Linked DNA regions of Homo sapiens: region 2 is linked to region 1. The links are chromatin loops, found by intact Hi-C in ENCODE. Cell type or tissue: endothelial cell of umbilical vein. All regions are shown on one strand. Links, peaks and the distances in the headings refer to the core of each region. The heading gives the core; the rest is flanking DNA.

Region 1 (5,368 bases), core at 162-5,161:
TGGCTTAGCTGTGACCGCAGCTGCAAACTCTTCTGTCATGTGAAAACTTTTGGCTTTTTCCGGGTGTGGAATGCCTGTTGGTCCCAGCTCCGCCTGCCTTTCCTCCTTCTGGAATCGTGTCCATCCTTTCAGTCAACTCAGTTTGTCCGCATCTTCCAGGCCTCATACCTCCGCCTGATCTGCATGGCAGTGGTGGGCTTGCTCTTTGTGCTATTACACTGACTGTGATCGTGTTTAGTGAGTCAGCTTCTACAAAGTTGACCTGCACCTGTGTGATGTCTCTCCCTAGCTGGATGCAGCTTCTCCATGGGCTAAGTTCATCATGTTAACAGTGCCTGCCCCACAGGCCCTCAGGGGATCTTAGTGGGTGGTCTATGGAGAGACTTTAGTGGGTATATGAATCCCCAAAATTGTAGGCAAAGTTTGTGTATGCTGTGGCCTATCGACAGCGGGGACTCTGCCGCTGATTTCTCCTAAGAAGCCTCCTGGGGGTTTGAGCGAATCGTGGTGGTCTCCTTCCCTCTGGAGTGATTAGTTTTGGCTTTGGCTCAACATGGTGCAGACCCATGGGATCCAAAGGGAAGTTGGCCGGGCATTTCTGGGAAGGATGTCTCTTCTTCTGATTTCTGAGTGAGGGTAGGAAGCCCTCTTCTTCATCAGACGCCATGGCTCTTACACGAATGATGCCTAGAGCAGACACAGCCCTTCCAGGACCAGAGGCCAAGGCTGACAATGGGACAAGAGGGCGGAGGAAGAAGTGGGGAGCACCTAAGCCTTCCTCTGACCAAGCACTGTCCTAACCAATTCTGATTGGTTCACTTCTAGTTACATGATATAATAAACGTCCTATTTCTTAAGGCACTTTTAACATGAGTGCAGCATTTTAGAGTTTCATCAGGTGATCCACTGGATCTGAGTCTCTGCTCAGGCTTAAGGATGCCCATAAAAGGTGCCCAATTAAATGTTGATTGGTTGATTGGCACACAGAGAATCGCTGGAAGTGCCGCTGAGTCATCCAGGTGCTAAGAGAGCTTGCCAGGCCTGTCTAGAGGAGGTTGGCCAACTGGAGTGTGTTGTTCTCCCACTCAAGTCCACTGCCCAGTGCTGCCAGGTGTGGGAGAGCAACTCAGAGAGGGCTGGATGTTAGACCAAGCAAGGTCTTGAGAGTGTCACGCTCAGGGAGATGCCCAAGAGGGGACCAGCTGGCTGTTTGTGTGGGTGTTTCCTCACTGGGTAAACAGGAGAGAATCCTCCTTATCAAGGGCCTGTAGAGTAGATGGACTTAAGCTTTTGCACCCACTCTGGCTGAGCTGTAGTGTTAAGAAGGATTCTGAAGCTGTGTCCATATTTAACTGGAAACTGTGCCGTGATTATTAGTTAAGTGTCCCATGGATACAAATGGAAAGAATCGAGGCATTCACGCCAGTGATTCATCCCCCCTGTCTAGGGTCTGGTTCTCGGCTTTTTAGATCAGGAGACTCAGGGAGCCCCTTCAAAGTAGATACCCACTTCAAAAGTGGGTTCATCTATCTCCTGGAAAATGCCCCACTCCCTTTGATAGACTGTTCTGCTCAAAAACATCTTCTGACTGAGCACAGTGGCTCACGCCTTTAATTCCAGCACTTTGGGAGGTTGAGATGGGCAGATCCCTTGAGCCCAGAAGTTTGAGACCAGCCTGGGCAATATGGTGAGACCCTGTCACTACAAAAAAATAAAAACAATTAGCCAGGTATGGTGATACAAGCCTGTAGTCCCAGCTACTTGGGAGGCTGAGGTGGGAGGATCAGCTGGCCCCAGAGGTCAAGGCTGCAGTGAGCTGAGATCATGCCACTTGCACTCCAGCCTGGGTGACAGAGTGAGGTTTTGTCTAAAAAATTAAATGAATAAGTACATAAATAGGTCTCTGAGGCTGAGGACAGGCATCCTCCGGGGATGGGTGGCGCTGTCTGAAGCTGTCTTCCTCTGTCAACTAACAAGCTGGCACCAGAAATTCCAGGTGGTCTCCTGGGCACTCGGTGGACCCTCAGCTCTTCCTCGGACGGTGGTGGGCAGTCTTGGACACATCTCCTTTTTTGGATCCCGTGAGGAAGAGTGTGACCTTTCTGCTTGGCACTTGGCTCATCAGCCTGATGCGCGCATAGCGTGGTAGAGGGCCAGGTGCACAGACGTGGTGCTGTGACCCTGGGGAAAGCTGTCTCGGGGCCCACGTCTCCCATGCAGAATGAAGGGCCCCCTGCAGATCTGCTCCATGTGCCGTGGAGTTGCTGGTTCTGATTAGGGAATGGTTTCCTTTAGTCCCTCCGGGTCTAGGAATGCTCTCTGCCCACCTGGACACTGTTGGGTGAGCACAGGATAAACATCACGAAATGAAGAGTGCCATCTGCAGAGCCAAGAAGCAGAGGCTCGCTTGGAGAAGGACAGGACTGGGCCTAGAAGGGTTTGGCGGGTGGCTCTGCCTGGCCATTTGGGGACAGGAAAGGAGAGGGAACCCCAAGTAATGGGAGCGGCCTGAACAAAGGCCAGGACAGGATGTAGGGCTTGCTTGGGGCCTGGTGACTGAGGCCCCATTTGCCTGGCCGAGGGTCTGTGTTCTACTCAGGGTTGAGAAGTAGGGAAGGATTGGAGGAGGTTAAGGACTTGAGGAAAATGAGACTTTAGGAAGACTCCTGTGGCTGCTGGGGGTGGGAGGGAGAGGAGGGACTCCAGAGAGGCAGAGAACTGTCCAGGAGGGGGTGAGTCTTGGGCTGAGGGTGCTGGCTCCATGCTGGGGGTTCATACCAGAGGCCGCCAGGAGCTCAGGTGAGGGCTGCTGCGGAACTCCCCTTCCTTGGCCAGGCCTCCCTCCCCTCCTTTCCCTTCCCAGGTGTGCTGACGACTCGGTGGACTCAGGTGGTGCTGGCCTCCCGTGCTCAGGGACTGAGAGCTGGTTGCTCCTTCCTACACAGCCCCTCTTTGAGAGACTGCAAACCTACCCCCAGGCAGGCAGAGCTGGGGGACGGGGAGTCAGCCACCGATGTGCTTGAAGCAAAGCAGATGGTGCTCTTGGCTCAATGGAGGTGGCCGAAGGACATGACCTTCCCCTCCGGCCTTTCTTTTGGGAAAGGAAGTCTTTGGTAGTTTGTAGCAACTGAATAAATCTTGTCATTTTGATAAGCAGGGTCCCCGTTTCGCTCCCTGAGCGGAGAAAGCGCCACACTTCCTCCGATTGTTCCCGCTGATGGCATTTGAGTCTGTGAGGCGGGATTGCTGTCCCGGGGAGTTTAGGAAGGAAGTGCAGGCCCCGCCGCGGTGGCAGGAGAGGCGTGCGGTGCGGGCCGGTTATTCTTGGAGGTTATTTCCATCTGCTGGGCCTGGAGCAGCTCAGGTTTCTGCACCCAGGCCAGCCACGTCATGGGAGGGTGAGGCTTTGCTTTATAATAATAGACTCAGGCTCTCCGGGCCAGGCTGGCGGCTCCTTGAGGACATCAGGCCGCCCTGGCTCAGTGTCCCCCAGGACCTGGAGTGCCCCAGGAGCACCCGTTTGGTGTCCCTGCCATGCCCCAGGACCCTCCATGAACAGCAGCTCCTCACGCAGCTCCCAGAAAAAAGCAACTCCCGGGAGACTGACCCGGGAAAGCCACGTGGGGAGAGCCTGGCCGCAGCTTCCCAGAGTGGGAGGAAGAAGGTTCTGGTGACCCGAGCTGCCTGTGGTGTGGCAGCCACTGTCCTGGGAGGCAGGAGCCCCTGGCAGGGCGAGGGTTTGCTCTCTGTCTTCCGGGCACCCCATGCAGGCCCCACTCAGGCCACTTTATTTTTAAATTTCAAGTCATTTGTATGGTTATAGATGTTAGTTTGCTGGCCAACATAAATTACCACAGACTGGGTGCTTAAGTAACAAGAATGCACCGCACAGGGTCTGGAGGCTGGAAGTCATAGGCCAAGGTGCAGTCGCAGCTGGGTCCTGCTGAGGCCCCAAGGGAGGCGTGGCTCAGGACTCACCTCGGCACCCGGAGGTGGCCGGTGGTCTTTGGTGTTCCTTGGCTGGTAGAAGCATCATCCTGGTCTCTGCCTTCCTCTTCACACAGCATCTCCCTGCATGTGGGTCTGTGTCCACATTCCTTCTTTCTATAAGGACACCAGACATATTGGATTAGGGGCCCACCCTACTGTTTGACCTCATCCTAACTTGACTAATGACACCTGCAATAACCCTCTGTCCCAACAGGGTCACCTTCTGAGGTCCTGGGAGTTAGGACTTCAACACATGAATCTGGGGGACACAGTTCAACCTGCGACAGATGTGGCACATACGGATGGTAGAAACTTAGAAAATAGAGATGATCAGAAAATGAAGGAGTAAAAACTCTACATTTTTATGGCTCAGAGATCGTCACTGTGACTAGCTCAGGGTACATCCTCCTGAAGAAACCGTGTCTCAGAATAAGACAGAATGTGTATCCCGTTGGGTAGCCTGCTTTACACAACAGTCTCCATCTCTCTAGTCTGCCACATTTCTTCTCTAATACCTGGTCTGTGTTCAAATTGTGTGTTCTTTCTGGTAGCTTCGTTCAAACCAGTAACCAGTCCGTGGCCATGCATGTTAACTGGTGGTTGTGTCCCTGAAGTCCTCTTTTTATGGTATTGGCTTATTTTGGGCCGGCTGTGTTGCACAACCCCTGCATTGCCTGTAAACTGGCGCTCATAGCTAAACCGCTGATGGCCTCGAGTTAAACGTTGCTGGACAGAAAGCATTGCAGGGACTTCTACTTGCTGCAGGTCAGAAGACACAAAACATCTGGTTGACCTGTGTCAGGGTTTTGCCAGGTCCAGGCGTTCCTGCACTGGGTGGGAAGTGGAACAAGACAACCTCGACTGGCCCTTGCAACACTGAGGATTTTCAGCTTGGAAGTTTCTGATAGTTGTCTTTTCTGGTGGCAGCGGCATTGGGAGAGGGGGCGTGGCAGGGTCTTCGGATCGGTCCAGGCTACTGCCCTTGAGGATTGCACTGAGGGACTGTCCCAAAACGTCCAGTTCTAAGAATAGTGTTCCTTGGATTCCTGACATTTTGCCCACAAATGTGGAGTGAGGGGCACGTGCTTTCCTCACTGCAACTGCGTCTCTCACATACAGCAGGCTGCGATCACACGGGGTCAGCTGCACTCTCGCCAGTCCTCCCTCCTACACCGCTTCCGGGAAGGACCATGACTTTTTTTATCCAACATTTTATGGTTTATTTTTCTTTGGAGGAACAATTTACCAGGAAACACAAATTTCTTGTGTATATTTGCTGGTGATTTGACAAATGCAAACACTTTTATAACCCAAACTTCTGTCAAGTTCTAGAACATTCCCATCACCCCATAAAGTTATCACTCCATAAAGTTCCCCG
Region 2 (5,368 bases), core at 322-5,321, 51 kb before region 1:
GTTTTCTTTTCTTTTTTCTTTTCTTTTTTTGAGACGGAGTTTCGCTATTGTTGCCCAGGCTGTCGTGCAATGGTGCGATCTCGGCTCACAGCAACCTCCACCTCCCAGATTCAAGTGCTTCTCCTGCCTCAGCCTCCTGAGTAGCTGGGATTACAGGCATGTGCCACCACACTCAGCTAATTTTGTATTTTTAGTAGAGACAGGGTTTCTCCATGTTGGTCAGGCTGGTCTTGAACTCCCGACCTCAGGTGATCTGCCCATCTCAGCCTCCCAAAGTGCTGAGATTACAGGGGTGAGCCACCGAGCCCAGCCTTTTGTTTTCTTAAGTAACCAAAATTCAACTTGAAATAGTTTTTTTTTTTTTTGTCTCTTTTGTTTGTTTGTTTGTTTGTTTTTGCTCTGTCAGCCAGGCTGGAGTACAGTGGCATGATCTTGGCTCACTGCAACCTCTGCCTCCAGGGTTCAAGTGATTCTCCTGCCTCAGCCTCCCAAGTAGCTGGGATTACAGGCACCCACCACCATGCTGGGCTAATTTTTGTATTTTTAATAGAGATGGGGGTTTCGCCATGTTAGCCAGGATAGTCTCAAACTCCAGACCTCAGATGTTTTCCCCCTTCGGCCTCCCACAGTGTCAACTTGAAATAGCTTAAGCAAAGAAAGAAAAGGTTTTTACTGAAAGTCTCAAATAACCATGGAAAGGGCAAGGAAGCAACTGAGCTTTAGAAACCACTGGAACCAGGGGCTGGAGTGCTAACAAGACTTTCTCCTTTCTCTTCTCCCTGCATGTTATTTCACTTTCTCAGACAAACCTCCTGCATATGGCTGAATGCTAAGCCACCAGCTACTCCTGCCCTCACATCTCACAACTTTGCTGCAAGAAAAAACAAAACAGAACATCTTGGCTAAAACTGCCCACCTCCTTACCCCAAGCTTGATGCCAGCTGAAGAGTCCCAGGAGACCAGTTGGCTTAGCCCGGGTCAGAGGCCCTGGATGGGAGTGGATGATTGGTAGCCATCATTTGCACCTGATGGTTAGAGTGTGAGAGAAGCAGTCTTCCTGAAGAAGAGAGGTGGTGTCCTCAGAAAAGAGGAAGGGTACAAGGTTGTGAAAGCAATAAATGCTCACGCAAAAGAGGGTTGACCCAAGGTCTGGCCTTCTTCTTGCCACTCTCTAGTGAGGGAGCCCTTAGGAAATTGATTATGCTCTCTGTCAAGCGGCAAAAATAAAACCTGCCCCTGCCTTACGTGGTGATGTGAGGAACAGATTACAGAATAGATTTAAAGTGGCCTTTCAAAGTTTAAAGTGCGATACCAATGAAAGGTAAACTAAGTTATTCTGGTTCTCTCCCTGCATTTGGTCAGTTCCTGTAACGCAAACCATTCTAGGTAGGTTATAATCTCATGAAAGTTCGGAAGCAAGGATTAAGGCCACTCTCTAGCTCTGTTTGGTTGAGAAACAGCACTATTTCAGAGATTTTTTAAATAGATAAAATTGTATTCATCACCTGTTAAATCATGCATGAGATTTACTTGGGGTGATCCCTGAAATTTTTTCAATTAGAAAAATGTAAATTACAAAATACATTATTTATAATGCACACACGGTTGACTATGTTTTAGAATATTACCTAAAGAAACCACAGAAGAATAACAACACAAATACAGATTCTTTGATACTATACTAGTATACATGTTCTGCTTCTTCCTTTCAGGTCTATTTGCAGAGTCTTCCATTCTTGAGCAATTTTCTCTGGGGTGACTCTCCGCTACTATGAAACCTGTGTCTGTTTGACAATACCTGTGCCCATTGTGCAGAGTTCTTTGTGGCCCTATCATGGGGGACTTCCATTCTGTACTTGGTTACTTCAGTGTGTCAGCTAGATCCAGCTGCTCTGCGCTGGTTCATGTGGGTACCACCTACATGCAATGCGTCTCCATTTATCTTACTGTCCATCCAGGTCCATTGTACCCTTCAAGACTGGTTGAAGCCCACTGCTGTAGGACATCAGTTCCTCTGGCCCTGTTCCTTTGTGAAGCCTTTTTGTGTTTTGTGTGACTGTGTGATCTGACTGCATTCACAGGCACTTCTCACACATAGCTTTGTGCATCTTCTCAAATTGCTACATGTGTATGTTTGTCCCTCCAAAGGATTAAAACCTGAGTGAGTGCCAGCTTTCTCTGCAGGAGGAGTGGGTAGTGACCTTTGGTGCTTCCAGAAGAAAAGCATGCAGGACATCATGGTAAAAGTGGGATGCGCAGCAGAGACACCCTTGCAACTTCATCCCGCTGCTCACTTCCCACCTGGGTCCCTGACCTCACTGGAAATTGGGGTCCAGGGACTGGAATCCATTTGCTCTGGCCTTTGTCTCTCTGGGCTGGGTGTGGGGCCGTGAAAGGATGAGCGCCTCCTGCCCATGGTTGCAATGGGAGATCCAGAGGATACATGCTGAAAATAATATCCTGGGGTGAGGGCCAAGGTCATGGCCAGTGAGTGAGTCCAAACCATCTCATAAATTAATGCAACTCTTGGAAAACTGGGAGCTGAGTTAATGGAGCCGAAATGAGTGGTGTGGAGCCACAGGGAGAGCCACGAGTGTCCAGAGGGAGCCAGTGCCACCGGCCACGCGGCCCAAGACCTTCCAGGGCCTTCCCTTCATGGTCTTGCAGGCAGCTGGGCCTGCTGGGGCCGGAAGGGAGCTGGGCCCCTCAGACACAGCCGAGGAAAACTTGACTGCTGGTGTGCCAGATCCGTCCACAGGTCCCCAGGGATTCCCCAAGTGAATTCTGTCCTCTAAAGCTCGTCACAAACAGGTAGGAAATTCTACTCTTTAATTATCCTAATCCCAAACAAGTCATGATACTCACATAGCCAATTTCAGGTTTAATCGTGTTACCTTTATCCAAGTAGAAATCAATTCCCATTTTTGTATAGCTCTGCAGAACATCCAGAGTGCTTCAGCGCAGAGCAAGGCCCCAGCAGTTATGAGTGCTATCATCATATGGGAAAAAGAAGTTCATCACTCTGTGTGTGTGTGGAGCGGGAAGGGATGGGAGGCAAGTTTATGACAGTTTCCATACTTTATCTAACTATCCATACACTTCCTCCTCTTCCCTCCTCTTCCTGTTGGGACATGTTTGTACATGCCACATGCCATGAGATTCCAAAGGAAATATGAGCCCTTTATGATTGTCTAAATCAGAGTCCAATTGCAGGGCTGGGCCTTGTGTTACAAATTCAATCACAGTTTAGAAATTAATCATACACTTGGCTGGGCGTGGTGGCTCTCGCCTGTAATCCCAGCACTTTGGAAGGCTGAGGCGGGCAGATCACAAGGTCAGGAATTCGAGACCAGCCTAGCCAATGTGGTGAAACACTGTCTCTACGAAAAATACAAAAATTAGCCAGGCGTGGTGGCACATGCCTGTAATCCCAGGTACTCTGGAGGCTGAGGCAAAAGAATCGCTTGAACCCAGGAGACAGAGGTTGCAGTAAGCCAAGACCGTGCCACTGCACTCCAGCCTGAGCAACAGAGCGAGACTCCATCTAAAAAAAAGAAAAGAAAAAAGATTAACGGTACACTTAAAAAAAAATGTAACATTTCAAACCCAAGTATGACTCCACTCACTTCTACAAAGCTGTTGGTCTATAACTGCATGTCTGACTCCTACAAAGGCAGAACTGTATTGCTGCCTGCTACTCACGCACTAGATTGTTCAATTCTTAAAAAAAAATTTCTGACAGAGAAATTGAATATGTATATGGCTATCTGAAGTCTGCACACATTAGTAATTTCAATCGATTGGTGATTGAGGGACTTTCTCTATTATTCGGCTTTGAAGTGCCACAGTTCAGGGGGAAATGTCCTTCCCGCTGTTCACTTTTCTCCTCCCTCCCTTCCTCTGCCAGAGAAGGACGAGGGTGAGGAGAGGGAACCTTATGCCTCCCAGGCCTGAGCTCTGTAATTGGATGGAGACTTGGGAGATGTCAGGGGATGAAGAAGATCCAGGCAGCCTATGACTAATCCAGACTCGGCTGTAATTTTCATTCTCTGTGCTTTCTAATGGGAATATAAAGAAAGTTTTGGACTCTGAAGGAGAAGAAAGCAAGAAAAAGTCGTTTTTTAAGGGGAAAGAAAAGCTTTCTTTATTCACAACCTCATTTTCCGTTGAGTAAAATTTATCACTTTTGGAAAACCTTTTATTTTCTGGTAGGAAAGTTCAAACCCAGTTGAGGATTTTATTCCCTCCCTTGTACCCGAGTGTGATTTCTCTTAACATCAGTTCCCTTTCTATCAAAATTTGAGCATGTCAAAAATTTCACTAAAAATGGGTGAAGCACAAGATTCTTTTCTATCCAATGACCAGAAAAAAAAAGGAGACCCTTTGCCTCATCTTCTTTTAGATGACACCAAACACTCTCCAGATGGAATAACAGAAAGGAGAAAACAATACCTTTCCAGGATGTGGCTTTAGGGAGAAAAGAGGTAACAGACCAAAACGGGGGAGGTGAATGGCTGGTGGGCCATGGGGCTGCCGCAGGTAGCAGGGATTCACTCAGTAATCCCAAGTGCTTTCCCAGGAATTGCCTTCTATGGTATTTTGATGTTTTGTTTTTTTGAGACAGCGTCTCAGAGTATTTTTTTTTTTTTTTTTTTTGAGATGGAGTTTCGCTTTTGTCACCTGGGCTGGAGTGCAGTGGCGCGATCTCGGCTCACAGCAACCTCCGCCTCCCGGGTTCAAGCCATTCTCCTGCCTCAGCCTCCGGAGTATCTGGGATAACAGGCATGCGCCACCACGCCCGGCTAATTTTGTATTTTTAGTAGAGACAGGATTTATCCATGTTGGTCAAGCTGGTCTCGACCTCCGGACCTCAGATGATCCACCGCCTCGGCCTCCCAAAGTGCTGGGATTACAGGGGTGAGCCACCGCGCCCGGCCGAGACAGAGTCTTGCTCAGCTGCCCAGGCTGGAGTGCAGTGGCACAGTCACAGCTCACTACGGCCTCTGCCTCCTAGGTTCAAGTGATCCTCCTACCTCAGCCTCCCAAGTAGCTGGGACCACAGGGGCACACCACTATGCCTGGTGAATTTTTTTGATTTTTTGTAGAGATGGGGTTTCACCATGTTACCTAGGCTGGTCTCTAACTCCTGAGCTCAAGCGATCTGCCCACCTCTGCCTCCCAAAGTGCTGGGATTACAGATGGAGCTGCCGTACCTGGCCCTCTTCTGTGTTATTTTAAATAAACACCTACTTTGGCATCCAGAGATGAGGAAGCTTTATTTGCCTTATAGGTGACCAAGAGTTTATTGTAACTTTCCTTTGGGAGGCAGAGCAGCTGCCAAGCAGCTAGAGAGTGAAGAAAACTTGTT

Evidence for each region. Hi-C counts contacts between places; a loop is a spot of excess contacts. Peaks named below come from ENCODE experiments on the same cell type or tissue, not always from the same donor. Only the 100,000 strongest peaks of a DNase experiment are listed, where the experiment ranks them.
Region 2: a loop joins it to region 1, with 5 times the contacts of the local background. A loop is called at or near these places in 7 of 110 quality-filtered maps.

Annotation. Positions count from the first base shown.
Region 1 is chr6:163,333,838-163,339,205 of GRCh38, reverse strand. DKFZp451B082 (a long non-coding RNA gene) reads left to right here. Exons shown (of 4, transcript NR_033862.1): 4 at 1-864. Among named protein-coding and RNA genes, the nearest start is that of DKFZp451B082, 11 kb to the left of the region's middle. RefSeq lists an enhancer at 3,196-4,009. In endothelial cell of umbilical vein, for the core only: no CTCF peak of the experiment used is centred there; a DNase peak (open chromatin) is centred at 3,225; H3K27ac peaks cover 2,002 bases.
Region 2 is chr6:163,385,288-163,390,655 of GRCh38, reverse strand. LOC105378100 (a long non-coding RNA gene) reads left to right here. Exons shown (of 4, transcript XR_943208.3): 4 at 804-1,244. Among named protein-coding and RNA genes, the nearest start is that of CAHM, 26 kb to the left of the region's middle. RefSeq lists an enhancer at 2,563-3,762. In endothelial cell of umbilical vein, for the core only: no CTCF peak of the experiment used is centred there; a DNase peak (open chromatin) is centred at 3,115; H3K27ac peaks cover 1,223 bases.